Regions from separate parts of the Mus musculus genome. Here region 2 is linked to region 1. Evidence: chromatin loops called from intact Hi-C (ENCODE). Cell type or tissue: left cerebral cortex. All regions are shown on one strand. Each heading gives the region's core, and the rest is flanking DNA. Links, peaks and the distances in the headings are about the cores only.

What was found. A loop is a pair of places that touch in the nucleus more often than their neighbours do. Peaks named below come from ENCODE experiments on the same cell type or tissue, not always from the same donor. Only the 100,000 strongest peaks of a DNase experiment are listed, where the experiment ranks them.
Region 2: it touches region 1 in a loop (2.2-fold over the local background); 3 of 42 quality-filtered maps call a loop at or near these places.

The regions. Positions count from the first base shown.
Region 1 is chr13:54,465,023-54,472,766 of GRCm38, reverse strand. Thoc3 (THO complex 3) reads left to right here and starts at 3,927. Exons shown (of 6, transcript NM_028597.3): 1 at 3,927-4,226; 2 at 4,785-4,941; 3 at 6,383-6,587. The coding sequence starts at 3,960. In left cerebral cortex, for the core only: no CTCF peak of the experiment used is centred there; a DNase peak (open chromatin) is centred at 3,865; H3K4me3 peaks cover 1,779 bases; H3K27ac peaks cover 309 bases.
Region 2 is chr13:54,516,623-54,524,366 of GRCm38, reverse strand. It overlaps Simc1 (SUMO-interacting motifs containing 1), which reads right to left. Exons shown (of 10, transcript NM_176987.4): 2 at 1-397. Among named protein-coding and RNA genes, the nearest start is that of Simc1, 17 kb to the right of the region's middle. In left cerebral cortex, for the core only: a CTCF peak has its summit at 3,943 (motif pointing right); a DNase peak (open chromatin) is centred at 3,941.

The DNA.
Region 1 (7,744 bases), core at 1,974-5,973:
TGGCTCACTTGCAGGTTACCAAATTTTACCTGGGGTGTGTGTGTGCGCGCTTATTTTTCCTGTCTTTTTGTTTTATGTATCCTGATGCTCATTTGTGGATGTCAGTGTCTACCCCTTGGTATCCCCACCCCCATCACCAATCAGAAAAAAATCCAAACCAAAAACTATAGTTACAAAGGGCTCTAACATTAAATTCTCCTAACTATGAGTTGATAATTCAGCATATTCTTTTTTTTTTTTAGATTTATTTATTTTATTATATGTGAGTACACTGTAGCTGTCTTCAGACACTCCAGAAGAGGGCGTCAGATCTTGTTACAGATGGTTGTGAGCCACCATGTGGTTGCTGGGATTTGAACTCAGGACCTTTGGAAGAGCAGTTGGTGCTCTTAACCACTGAGCCATCTCACCAGCCCAATTCAGCATATTCTTATAGAGCCAGTGGGGAATGTGATGGGCTACTGGACTGTAGTTATGCCATCTTGTAAACATTCCTCTTAAGAATACTTTGCTCGGGCTGGAGAGCAGTTAAGAGCTCTGGCTGTTCTTCCAGAGGTGCAGCGTTCAGTAACCAGCAACCACATGGTGGCTCACAACCATCTATAATGACATCTGTTGCCCTCTTCTGGCATTCAGGTGTACGTGCAGATTGAACACTTGTATACATAAAATAAATACATCATTTAAAAAAAATGGGCTGGAGAGATAGCTCAGCAATTAAGAGCACTGGCTGCTCTTCTAGAGGTCCTGAGTTCAATTCCCAGCCACCACACGGTGGCTCACAACCATCTGTAATGGTATCTGATGCCCTCTTCTGGTATGTTCTGAAGACAGCTACAGTGTGCTCATACACACACACACACACACACACACACACACACACACACACACACACAGAGAATACTTCGCTCAGCTGAGTGGTGGTGGTGCACGCCTTTAATCCCAGTACTAAGGAGGCAGAGGCAGGAAGATCTCAGAGTTGGAGGCCAGCCTGGTCTACAGAGTGAGTTTCAGGACAAGCAGCGCTATGAGAGCAACCCTGTCTGGAAAAACAAAAACAAGAACAAAAACAAACAAAATACTTTTCTCTATCAAATATTAGGCCTGTGACTTGGGGAAGGCCATTTTGTCCCTTTCGTCAGTTTCCTTACCTAATATAAGAAGCACAAGTCCTCAGTGTCTGTAAGATATATAGTCACATGAAATATTTGAAAAAGAAGGGAAGGAGGGAAAATGAGATAACACATAGTTTTCTGCCCAAAGACTTTAGTGATTTTATTGACACTTTAGTCCTGTCTAACATCTTTGCAGTTTCTAAAACTTTCTGATTATGACGAGGTAGGAAGGAGAGTGTAGAAGCAGGAGCTATGTGCTTACGTGGCTTCATTTATTATTTAGGATCTATATTTCCTTATATGGATGGTTGCAGATTCTTAGAAACTCCTCTTTAATTGTTTTATAACACTACCCAAAGAAAGTGCACAGTGCATAATGAAGATTGTATAGGGATATTCATTGCAATAATTCATTAAGGAAGCAACTGAATTAAACTATTATACTTCTCCAACTGAGCTATTGTGCAAGACCCCTTCTCAAGGAAAAAAAAGAAAAGAACAAAAATCAATCCCCAACTAGAAGTCTATATATATTTATGAAAGACAGCAAATTATGTAAGGAAGGCTGCATCATCCCATAAACCCTGCAGCGTCTTTGCAAGGTCACACATTTTTTTTTCCTTTTCCTTTTTTTTTTTTTCCTTAAATTTTTATGTGAAGGAGGATTTTTGCATGGGGCCTGGGACGCCAGAAGAAGGCGCTAGATCTCCTGGAACCAGAGTTACCAAGAGTTGTGGGCCACTTTGTGGGTGCCTGGGGAGGGAACAGCAATCCTCTGCTAGGACAGCAAGTGCTCTTAAACAGAGAGCCATCTCTCTATCGATTCTATTTTCCTTAAAAAAAAAAAATTAAAGATACTATTAGCTAGGCATGGTGGAGCACTCTTTTAATCCTAGCACTTGGGAAGCAGAGGCACATGGACCTCAGAGTTCAAGGCCAACCTGGTCTACAGAGGAAGTTCCTGGACAGCCAGGAATACACAGAGAAATCTTGTCGTAAACCCCCCTTCCCCATCAAAAATTATATTTTTTCTTGTGAATATTCATTGTGTAGGGTACTGTTATATAAGGATTTCTTTCTTTCATTTTCTCACATTTTATTTAGTAAATATTGGGTGCCTACTATGTGCAAAATACCAGTGGAGGGGGCCAAGACTGCTGGGTCATAAAAACAATGGAATGACAGATTTCAAGAAATTATATTCAGGTAGGGAGATAGCTATTACTGAAAGTAACAGAAGAGAATATGTAGGGAAAATACACAGGAATTCCAGTCCCAGACAGAGTACAGAACACGGTATTCAGGGATAGACCCATTTAAAATGATTTCATGGATATGCATGTGTGAGTACACGTGTGTATGTGGGGGCCAGAGGACAACACGGAGGTGGTTCTGAGGCACCATCCCTTGTTCTGTTTTGAGAAAGGGTCACTCATTAGCCCGGGACTTGCCAAGGAAGTTAGACAGCTAGCCAGTGAGTCCTAGGGATCTGCCTGTCCCTGTCTCCCCAGTGATGGGGTTATAAGCCTGCGACACCACAGCTGGCTTCATAAGGACATTTTCACACGAATATTTGTTGGATATATTCCTCTGGTGTCCCCTATCCCTGCACAGTTCTTCTCCAGTGCTTGGCGAATCCTGGCTGTGCACCATTGTTTTTTTCCACCCGGGTATCTTTTGGTTTAACAGAGACATAAGTGGGAGGATCAGAGATGTGAGCATGGCACACAAAATGGTCATTGTACTTTCCGCTATTTTCTTTTAGTTTACTATCATGTATATACAATATCCTTTAACAACCAAGATCAAAAGACAGAAAAACGTCTTGGGAGGCAGAGGCAGGCGGATGTCTGTGTGTTCGAGGCCAGCCTGGTCTGTAGAGTGAGTTCCAGGGCAGTCAGGGATACACTGAGAAGCCCTGTCTTCAAAAACTAAAAACAAAAACAAAACCCCCGAACAAACCAAATCTCAAATTAACCGAACAACTTTTCCCAAGTCCAACCGACAAACCCACATTTCTTTTTTCTTTTTTTTTTCTTTTTTTTTTTTTTTTTTTTTTTTTTTTGGTTTTTCGAGACAGGGTTTCTCTGTATAGCCCTGGCTGTCCTGGAGCTCACGTTGTAGACCAGGCTGGCCTCGAACTCAGAAATCCGCCTGCCTCTGCCTCCCGAGTGGTGGGATTAAAGGCGTGCGCCACCACGCCCGGCTCAAACCCACATTTCTTATCAATTCCTTCATTCCACAAACATCTAACCTTTCTCCAGGAGCGACAACTTGCAATGGCCTTTTGCTTTAAGGGCACGATGAGGACCTTACAGTGAAAAACAACTCTAGAAAAAAGATATTTTACATGCAGGTAAACTGGAGGATTTATCTTGACTCTCTTTTTTGAATAAGCAAGGCTACCAAGAAACTGGTAAGAAGACCATTTAAAAAAAAAGTTGAACTCTTGGTGGGGGGTGGGGAGGGGGAGGGAAGCAAGTCGGGCAGTGGTGGCACACGCCTTTAATCCCAGCACTTGGGAGGCAGAGACAGGCAGTTTTCTGAGTTAGAGGCCAGCCTGGTCTAGAGTGAGTTCCAGGACAGCCAGGAAACAAACAAAGAAACCCTGTCTCGAAAACAAAACAAAACAAAACAAACCAAACAAAAAAAAGCGAATTTAAGGAAGAATCAGTCCTATTTCAAAAGGGAAAGGTGGACGCGCGCTGCATGGCGGGATTTGTAGTTCCGCGAGTGAGAGGCGCCAGCGCGGAGCGACGCGGCGCTTTTTCGGCGCATGTGCAGGGCGACGGCGCCAGACTCAGAGTATCCAGCTTCCGGCGCGCGGTCCGTGAGGAGGGAGGCATGGCGGCGCCCGCTGCGGTCCTGGGCCCCTCGGCCCTCGGCCAGAGCGGCCCCGGCTCGATGGCGCCCTGGTGCTCAGTGAGCAGTGGCCCGTCTCGTTACGTGCTCGGGATGCAGGAGCTCTTCCGAGGCCACAGCAAGACGCGCGAATTCCCGGCGCACAGTGCTAAGGTGCACTCGGTCGCCTGGAGCTGCGATGGCCGTCGCTTGGCCTCGGGGTCCTTCGACAAGACTGCCAGCGTGTTCTTGCTGGAGAAGGACCGGCTGGTGAGCTTGTAGGGCACGGGCTTGGCGGAGAAGAGGGCTGTGTGCGGAGGGAGAAAAAGCAGGAGAGGTAGGGGTATGGCCTGTCGTTGGCGGTGATGAGGAAGGGGTTTGGGGCTGGAAGAGTTGGAATGACGAAGGGGGTGAGGCTGCCTGGCGGAGAGCAGAGAGCGAACTTAGTGGCAGTAAAGAGGTGTGGCGACGTGGCTGCGGGCCGGGGGAGGTTGAAGTCAGGTGGCAGAAAGTGGTGAGGGTCTAGAAGAGCCCTGGTGACGAGTGGCTAGGGACTAATGGGGTGGTAGAGCCCCTAGGGTGGAGAGGAAGGCTTTATTTGAAAATGATAGCGCAGGACAGGTTGGTTGAGGTGGTGGTGGAAAAAGAAAGAAGGGAGGCCAGGAAGGGCCAATGTCAAAGCTCAGAGAGGTTCATGGGGGGGGGGGGGAGGGGGTGTTGTAGTTTTGGAAAAAGAATTAGATTTCTGTTTTGAATTATCCAGATCTTTGCTGGTTTCAAGGCACCACTGTTTGGATAAAAGTGGCATCTGGATTCTGTTCTTTTAAGGTCAAAGAAAACAACTACCGGGGCCACGGAGATAGTGTGGACCAGCTTTGTTGGCACCCAAGCAACCCTGACCTCTTTGTCACCGCATCTGGAGATAAAACCATTCGCATCTGGGATGTGAGGACTACAAAATGCATCGCCACTGTGAATACGAAAGGTGAGTTCAGAGAGAGGGGGTTCTGGAGGAAAAGCTAGTGTGATCTGCAGCAAGCATCTTTGTAGCAAGTGCAGGTTATCAGGATGGGTTGTATGTGTCTGTCTGGAGAAGACAGGAACAGAACAGAGCACTTTTCTGGCAGGCTGTAGATGTATAGGAGAGCAGTGGAAACTATACAAGAGTAGTATGTGCAGAGGCGTGGAGAGTTTGGGAGATTCAGGCAGGTTACAATGGCTGAGAAACCATGGGCGATCTGGAAAGTTGTGCGTTTTGTTTAAAGGCTGTGTTCAAAGAAGCAGTGTGGTAGTTTGAGTAGGCTTGGCCCAGGGCATGGCACTATTAGGTGTGGCCTTGTTGGAGGAAGCGTGTCACTGTGGGTGTGGGCTTTAAGACCCTTATCCTGGCTTACCTGGAAGCCATTCTTCTGTATGCCTTTGGATTAAGACGTAGAACTCTTAGCTCCTCCTGCTCCATGTCTGGTTGAATGCTACCATGGTCCCACCTTGATGATACTTGACTGAACCTCTGAACCTGTAAGCCAGCTCCAATTAAATGTTGTTCTTTATAAGAGTTGCCTCGGTCATGGTGTCTCTTCACAGCAGTAAAACCCAAAGTAAGGCAGGCAGTTTTGTTGATTTTAGATTTTTTTTTTAATTTTCATCTGTGTGTGTGTGTGTGTGTGTGTGTACGTGTGTACGTACACGTACCACATGTGTATAGGTGCTGGAAGAAGGCGTCTTGTCCTCTATAAATGTAGTTATAGGTGATTGTGAATTGTGGGTACAGGGAATTGAACTTGGGTCTCCAGGGAAAAAAACCCAAGTGTTCTTAACCACTGAGCCATTTCTAGCCCCACAGGGGAGAAAATGTGTGTGTGTGTGTATACACACACACATACATATATATACATATATATGTACACATATATTTTTGAGGGGGAGACAGGGTTTCTTTGTGTAGCCCTGGCTATCCTAGAACTCACGGTGTAGACTAGGCTAGACTCATGAACTGAGAGATCCACCTGCCTTTGCCTCCCATGTGCTGGGTTTAAAGGCATGTATCATCACCACCAAGCTCCCACAATAGAATTCTTGATACACCTTCTGATAGATTTTTAACTGCACTATAGACAGTAAAGTACAAAAAAAAAAAAAAAAAGGTGTTTTGAAAAAAGGTTTAATGAAGTTGAAAATTTTAACCTGTGTTCAGTGTGGACACGCGTGACTTTGATGAGACTGGTGCCAGGGGTTGGAGTGGGGAGGTGCTTTGACAAATGTCTAGACTCACGGTCGCCTCTTGGTCATCGGAAGCTTCCTTCCATTGATTTGGTGAGGAATAAGTGCTGAAGGTAGCTCTGATCTTCTTTCCAGGAGAGCAGAATAAACTCTGGAGGCCGATGGGCAAAGGTGAGCTTGCTGACGGATTATATCTGGGTTCCCAGGGGAGAACATTAACATCTGTTGGAGTCCCGACGGGCAGACCATCGCTGTGGGCAACAAGGACGACGTTGTGACTTTCATTGACGCCAAGACACACCGCTCCAAAGCGGAGGAGCAGTTCAAGTTTGAGGTCAATGAGATCTCATGGAACAACGACAACAACATGTTCTTCCTGACCAACGGCAATGGTTGCATCAACATCCTCAGGTGAGGCACTGGCCGGGGTTGTCAGACCTCTGCAATGGCCACCCTGCCTTGCAGGGAGGAGTTAACTGTGAGCCTGTCCCAAAAGACTTGAAAGATAGAGAGAGTATTAAAGAAAAAAATCCTACCTTCTTTTAGGCATTCTGGATTTTATGAATTCTTACTGATACTGATTATACATTTTTCTGTTGATCCTGAGGGAACTGAGGCTTGTAAACATTCAATTATTAGTCAGCCAGCCCAGGATACTTTGATGCACCTTGAATTGTGGCTAATTCTCTCTCTAAAAGTTTCAGCTTAAATATCACTTTCCCTCTAGCAAAGTCACTTTATCCTCTCCTCTCCAAGATTAGAGGGTTTTAGTGTATCTTAATGCCCTTCCTATTTCTTTTTTTTTTTTAAATTTTATGTGTATGGGTGTTTTGCCTGCCATGTATGTCTATGCACCATTTGTGTGCTTGCTGACTGGAGTGTCAGGTCTCCTGAACCTGGAGTTAGATACAGCTGTGAGCTGCCATGTGGTTGCTGGGAATCGAACTCTGGTCCTCTGGAGGTGCATCCAGTGCTTTTAACCACAGAGCCATCTCTCCAGCCCCCTTCTTCTTTTTAAATGATTTATTTATTTTATTTAATTTGTGTTCTTTGGTGTTTTGCCTGCGTGTATGTCCGTGTGAGGGTGTCCTGTCCCCTGGAACTAGAATTATAGATGGTTGTGAGCTGCCATGGTTGCTGGGAATCAAACCCGAGTCCTCTGGAAGAGCAGCCAGTGTTCCTAACTGAGTCGTTTCTCCAGCCCCAGGAGGAAGCATTTCTTAATTCTATATTCTAATGTGCACATCATCTCGGTTTCTCATTGCACTAGCAATTTCATGGTGGAGAGGACTGTGTTTGTATTGTTTTCCATTGAATTGCTAATGCCTTCCTAGTGCCAGTCTTAATAGTGGAATTTCAGTGAGCATTTGTATAAGTAAATGAAAATGTAAAATGAAGAATCAGGGCCATGGGGCTCTGCTCGCTGCTGTGCCTGTGAGTAATGCAGGGCAGATGGCCATCGCCACTTCGATAGAGAGGGTGACGTTTGCTGGGAGACCAGTAGCTTCTCATTTTTCAAAGCTTACTTTGAATGATGGCTCTTAAATGTTTTAACCTCCCATCTAGCC
Region 2 (7,744 bases), core at 2,193-6,192, 51 kb before region 1:
GGCTTGTCAAGAAGCTGAGGTCACCTTTATATGTGATTGAGCTACAGTTTGGTTCTGGTGGATAAACAGAGTCCTGGCTGATAGATGTAGGGGGTCGAGAACCTTCAAACAGGTTTTCCTCTAGCAAATCCAAATCTACAGGATCATTGTTAATGATTCTCTGTGCTGCAGGCTGAGAGCCTCTATCTTCATGGGCTTCCATCACTTCTTTGCCCGAGAGACTGGTACATGTCTGAAGACTGGTTGGCTCCTTCTGAGAGGAAGCTACAGGTTCTAAAGTCAAATCAAGAGTGGCAATAGGCCTATTTTCTTCCTCATTTCTTGTTAGATCAATCACACAGAGTCCATTCCGGTCTTTTGTCCTTGCTCGGTTTTCTCTAGTTAAGTCAATGAAGTCCTGTTAAAGATTGTGAGAAGGGAGAAGAGTGAGAGGGGAGTCCAGTAACTTGATTCTAGAAATCTAAGGTTTTAGCTTTTAACAACAGACATCACTTTATCTTTCCATGTCACTGATATTTCTACATGTTTGCAGTGCTAGTGATTAAATCTAGGGACTTGTGTACACTGGGTAAATGCTCTAGATCTGAGCTATATCTCTAGCCTTCTATGCATCATCTCAAGTATTAGTTTATTTTCTTTTTTTTTCCTTCCTTTCTTCCTTCCTTCCTTCCTTCCTTCCTTCCTTCCTTTCTTTCTTTCTTTTTTTCTTTTTTTTGTTTTTGTTTTTCGAGACAGGGTTTCTCTGTATAGCCCTGGCTGTCCTGGAACTGACTTTATAGACCAGGCTGGCCTCGAATTCAGAAATCCGCATGCCTCTGCCTCCCAAGTGCTGGGATTAAAGGCGTGCACCACCACTGCCCGGCTTAGTTTATTTTCTTTAGTTAACATTTTGCTAGTGTCAAAGCTGTCAACGTCTATAGATTCATAAATCATCCAAATGCTAAATGTGGGAATGCAATGGAATTTTTTCCCCTTAGATTCAAGAAAGACAGGTTTGTAGTAGAGAAATTCCACCCTTGACCAACAGAAAGCAACTTTTGCTTGGAGAAGCCAATTCCCGGGATAATTTGCAACAGAGGCTAAGCAAGGCTTTAAGTTAATATGAGGACCCAGATGCTAAGAACATGCTTGAGTGTTTGTCACTGGACTTGGGAGTTCCAAAGATTCATGGCTTCATTAGAGAAAGTTCTCAAGGACACACATATGAATAGAAACAGATTTACTAAGAAAATAATCAAAAGTACACTTCTAAAAAGGAAAGAAAATAGGAAACTTAGCTGGATAGTTGAGTTTTTAAGGGCTGTAGAAAAATTTTCCATTAGTCTTATCCATATTTATGTGTAAATTTTTCTGGAGATTAGGAGGGCATTTTGGGTCTCGGAGGGAAGGTTTGGCTAAACGCAGGATGTTTAGAATCAAACTATTGATCTGAAAGGCAGCATTCATGTAAAAATACAGCTATACTGGAAAGCATAAGAAGCTGATGGGGCTTCTGGGTCTTGGAATCTCCTGTAGAACATAGCTAACTTCTATCACAGAGCACAACCAACTATAAGAGTAGGATTTTGTGCAGTCTGGATCTGGATGAAGCCATAACCATCAGGTTAAATTTACATCCAATGGGCTGGAGTGATGGCTCAGTAGTTAAGAGTATTGGCTACTCCCAGCATCCACAGGGTGTCTTTTCTACTCTCCATAGGCATAAGACACACATCTGGTACACAGATACAGTACAGGCAAAACACCCATACTTATTATAACCCATTATCTTGTCTCCCTGATTACACATGTCACTTTTCTATGATTTCTTAAATTTCACAATGATACTGCAGGATAGCATTGCCATCTCCATTATATACATGCAAAATCAGTTTTGAGGGACCAGGTGATTTACCCAAGGACTACACAGCTAAGTAGTAGTGGCAGACATTCAAATCCACTGTCCGCCTTGCCTGTTAAGGGCCTAGGGATATGTTCCTTTTTCCAATATGTAACCAGCTCTATCGCCTTTGTTTTGCTGAAACAGGATCTCACTTTGAAGCTCTGGCTAGCCTGGGACTCTCTATGCATACCAGGCTGTTTTTAAGAAAACCTCAATCATTTGATTTTTCCAATGACGACTCAGGAGCCAGATGCTGAGGTGAAGGCCTCCTAGCTCAGAGAGGCAGAGAAAGCACCCAGATGACCTTCCTCTATAGGTCTAAAAGAAAGAGGACATCCCAAAAGAAAGTTTTTCTCCATGCCCCGTCAAAAACCCTCAAACTGAATGTCCCTCCCTTCTACTTCCAGTGCATCTCTATATATCCTCCTGACTTACTCTTGCTGTTTTTCCTCCATGTTCACTCCTTATCTACTGGTTATTTGCTCCACCTCTCAACCTATTTAATCTCGTTTACAATAAACAGAAAGCTCTTGAATTAAAGGTGTGTGCTAGAGTTGAGCCACACCACAACTAGAAAAATGTTTTTTTTTCCCCCCTCTAGTTAATAATACAATCTTGGGGTTGGGGGTGGGGTGGGTTTACAGTGTATGTGATCAAATACCCTACAACAGGGGCCAGAGAGATGGCTCAGCAGTTAAGAGCACTGACTGCTCTTCCAGAGGTCCTGAGTTCAAATCCCAGCAACCACATGGTGGCTTACAACAATTCCCAGGAACCACGTGGTGGCTCACAACCATATGTAATGGGATCTGATGCCCTCTTCTGGTGTGTCTGAAGACAGCGACAGTGTACTCACATACATAAATTAAAAAAAAAAAAATCTTTGCCTTATCATAGGCCTGCAAACCAAACCTTTGACCTCTTTTTTAAAAATCCTGCAACATTTCCCCCTTTTTGTCTAAATAAAAAGGAAAGAGTTTAACTCTAACAAAATAAAACTATTTACAATAATGAAGACATTTCTGCCAAGCTTTCCACAATGTCCAGCATTGTATTGTATTTGGCAGGCCTAGGATGGAGTAATTTGAGTTCAAAGTTCTGTAAAATGTTCCTGTCAGTCTCCTATGAACTCAGCAATTTCAATGTCCTGAGCAGGTTGTAGTCCAAACCTGATCTTTGGGTGGTGTTTGTCACCTTAGTGGCAATCCTGGTTAGGTAGAATATAGCAGTCAACCCAAAGGTGTCCACTGTTTGCACTGATGCTGGCAGCAGAAGTGGCATAGGGCAGTTTTGTCCAGTGGTTGATGTTACCACAATGCAGGAAGATTGGCTGTTACAGGGCCCCATCATCTTCTCAGAGATCACAAGGTTATTGTTATTGCTTGGTAGAAGACTTAAACATTTTAAATGCCATATTCAGCAGATCTCTGAAAGATTTGAGGACCATGATGTATTAAGTATATCTGAAGTACACAAACTTTGTTCCTAGTTACCTGCTTCAGACTCAAACCTGAAAACAGCACGGGAAGCAGGTGAAGCTTATTTCTAGAATTAGTTAATATTCTGTATAACTCCTAGTATGACAGTAAGTCTATATACACATAATAATCTTACATATTTTTGAGATAATATTTATAGCTTAAGGAAAGTTTTAGAGTGTCAAATGAAGATCAAAAGATTATGAGAGTAGTGGTACTAGAACAGTCCCTTATTTCTTGTTTTCCTCTGTCCTATATGAGGAGGCTCCTCTGATATGAGACAGAGATTTGGGATTTCCCTTTAACAAGCATGTGTGGGTTTAGAGAAGGAGAGCTATGCTCAAACCCCAAAGCCAGCTTTAATTTTTTTATTTGTTTGTTTGTTTGTTGAGACAAGGGTTCTCTGTGTTGCCCTGGCTGACCTGGAACTCACTCTGTAGACCAGGCTGGCCTCGAACTCAGAAATCTGCCTGTCTCTGCCTCCCGAGTGCTGGGATTAAAGGTGTGCGCCACCATGCCTAGCTCAGCTTTAATTTTTAATTGAATTGGGACCACAGAAAGAGCATTTGCCACTCTGTCTGCAGAGGGCAGCAGAGATGAGCTGGAGGTGGGCGGTGCCACTTGGCCATCTATCTTACTGTTTCTTGATGATCAGTTCTTTCCTCAGATGTTTCACTTGTCCAGTGGTCTCTAGATTCCCTATTTGGATGTTTTTATTCTCCTTGAAAGATAAAAGAAAACCCTGCCCCAATGTTAACTCTGGGGGTGGGATTTTTTCTTTTTCTTTTTTTTTTTTTTTTTTTTTTTTTTTTGTGCAGGTTATATCTTTCCTAGGGCAAAATGTATTTTTGGCAACAGTAGGAAATTCTTTTTGAGTTTTAATCACTGTAATTTTTGTGTGCTTGCTTCTGCCTCTCAAGTGTTGGGATTAAAGGATTAAACCCAGCCACTGTCTGGCTATGGATTGCTCACAATAGTTATTCTCATAGAGTTGTCCTGGTTTAATTTGGTGCCCCATTTCCCCTTATTTTTTAGTGCTAGAGGTAAACTTTCAAGGTTTTCAAATGTGTAATCTATCATCCATGCTAATTTATTCTGAATTTGTTCCCTGGCAAATTTTAACATTCTAGAACTAGACAAACATGATGCCAATTTGTTCACTATTTCATTATTTTCTGATGTTTATGTTTGTATTACCTGCATGAGTTATATAATATTTGATGTCTTTGCTAAGTTTTTCTATGTTTCTCCATTTCCATTCATGCCTATGACCAGGTATCTTTGCCATTTACCTGACAGTTACTGGTCTTTCATTTGGATGGCCATATAGCTAGACCATTACACATGCACCATGAATTGGAGAAGATAGAGATTTTTCTTTTCCTTTCCTAGTTGTTTGTCTTATAGGCAATAGTGTTGCGCTGATTTTGTGGTCCTTCCTCAGTATTGGCCATTTCATCCCCTAGTCTATAAGCTGTCACTTTCCATTAATTTTGGTTCTAACAGTGGTTGATGAACCATCAGTAAACCATGCATTAGCTAAATGTTATGACCATTCTGGTGGTCCTCACAGTTCAATACATGCCTCTGTGGGGGGAGGGGTAAGAGGTTTAGGGATGGGGAGTACAGGCAACTGAGCTATTTTCTCCATGCAAAAAGGCAGACCCCTTTGCTACTACATCCTGGTCACAAAGGAATTCAGGTAGGTACCAGTTCTACTGTAATAGCCTTTCTTCCATGACTAAGTCTGTGAAGGATTCTGCCTTTGAATAGACCCAATCCATCATTGGAGGGGTACCCTTATGACAGGGTGATTGACAAAGAATGAGTATAAGGTTTGCCTCATTAAATGTCCAGGTTTGTTTCTCAAAGAGAGAATAGTTATTCTCTCTATATAGAAAACATCTGCAATAGAAGCTGACAGGCAAATGTTAGTGAACTCCTTTTTGCTGTATGAAGAGTCCCCAATATTGACAATTCACCAATAAATACCATATCCATAATTAGGGTACCATCTGGTTCAATACTGGTTAGACTGCAATGCACAGAGATGAGCTTACTTGCAGTCACAAAAGCTGTTCTTTGTTCCTGTCCCCATTGGAAACCAGCTGCTTTTCTAGTAACCCTGTAGAAGGTTTCTATAAGAATCTGTAAATATGGTATGTGATTTCTCTAGTGTGCAAACACAGCAAACATACCAATTAGGAGCTGTATCTGGTTTTGTCCCTGGTTGGTGGAATTAAATAAAGGCACGGGCTACCACTGCTCAAATATTATATCTTATCTCCAAATCACTCAAACTCTTAGAGATTTAGATAACAATTATAGTAACCCTTTGAATTTGAATTTACTTAAAACATTTTAAATCTCTCTCTCTCTCTTTCTCTTTTTTTTGTTGGTTTTTCGAGACAGGGTTTGTCTGTGTAGCCCTGGCTGTCCTGGAACTCACTCTGTAGACCAGGCTGGCCTCGAATTCAGAAATCCACCTGCCTCTACCACCCAAGTGCTGGGATTCAAAGCGTGCGCCATCACCACCCAGCTTCATTTTAAATCTCTTAAGTGTAGTTTTAATACCAAACAACAAAAATACCCTTTTTATTTAAAAAGAAAAATTAAGAGCTAATGTCCAAAATGGTGTGGACCATGCAGCAATCTACAATCTAACCTACTAACGTGGAATTAAGACATGTGGATTAAAAAAAAATCATTTTTCATTTCATGTCAGTAAGACAAGATCTTGTAACCTGGTCAGATAAAAGGCATTTTTTGTCTTTATTAGTTAGTTTGGACTGAACGACCAAACTATCTGATGAACTATCACCTCTCCTTATTAAGGAGATTTTTCCTGTTCAAATCTAATCTTTAATAAATCTTGGTGGTATCCACAGCTTATCTTCTTCTGGGGAAACAGAGACAAAACCTCTTCCCCAACATAAGACATAACCCAGCTTCCATTCTGAAGATGTCCATTTTTGATGTGTACAGACTTGATTCAGCAGTGGTATCTACTATACACTGTCTCTCCACAGCTGTTGTTCCTCTCTCATTAGCATTTACACATTTTAGAGTTAATAAAGCACTATGTAATCTATCACTGAAGGTCTTTATTACCTCTTTCTGTTTACTAAGTATATCTTTTAAAGTGTAATTAGATCTTTCTATAACTGCTTGTCTTGTAGGATTGTGTGGTATGCTTGTAATATACAAAAACAAAACAAAACAACTATTTAATTTTACTAGAGACATATGCTGGCACATTCCGGGTCTTAATTTGTAAGGTATTCACATAATAGCCATAACTTCTCATAAATGTGCAATTACAGAATCCTCCTTTTCAGAGCTTGAAGCAGTGGTCCATTGCAATCCTGCATCTGCACCTATGGTACGGTGCATATACTTTAACTTTCCAAACGCTGCAAAATGAAACACATCCACTTGCTAAATTTCATTTCTTTGGGTATCTTTTGAATTACTTTCTGCAGGTAATGGAGTTTGGTTATACAAAAAAAAAAAAAAAAAAAAAAAAAAAAAAAGTATAATTTCCTTGGCTTGTTGCCAAAGTGATAGAAAAATCTTTATTTAAACCTTTGCTGTTAACATGGCATTTCTTATGAAAGTTGGAGCCTTTTAGCACATTTCCTATAAATAGTGAATCAATTTCTTCGTTACCTGTGCTAGAGGGCTTGGCAGACCCGAATGGGATCTGGTATGTGTTCTATAGAATGGATGGTTTCTATTTCTGATTACTTGTTGTAGTTGAATAAGTAACAAAGTTAATTCTGAATCATCCAGAATATGTTTAGCAGTTTCAACATATAAAACAAACTCTTTCTGCATAATGAGAGTCAGTAGCTATATTAAGAGTCAGGAAAACCTAACAATACTGTAAGAATGGCATGGCTCTGACTTTTAACTGAATCATAAGCATCCTGAGCCAATTTGCTTATTTTCCTGACTTATAACCTACCTTTCCTGATTTATTTGCATCTTTATAGATGGTAGGGGCTCCAGAAATTTGTATTCCTTTTACCATACAAGGGAGAATCCAATTTTTTCTTTTTATAAGATGAAATATCCTGTTTGGGGGATATTTGCTATTAATCTCTTCCAAAAAATTACTGCATGCTTTTTACCAATGCTCATTTTCTGCCCATAATGAAGTAATTTTAGCATTAGTAAAATTACTAATTTCTGTTGGGTCTATATCTCATAAATGACAACGTCTCATTTTTCCTTTCAGAATCAACTCAGAAACCTATTCTACATAAGTCTTTAATTTTTTACTGTTTGTGTGCTAAAAATACTCATTCATTATCTTCTCTCTGTATAAGACTTCCTGTAAGAGAAGGGGTAGAGGGCAAAATAACCAAAATACAATCCAGCT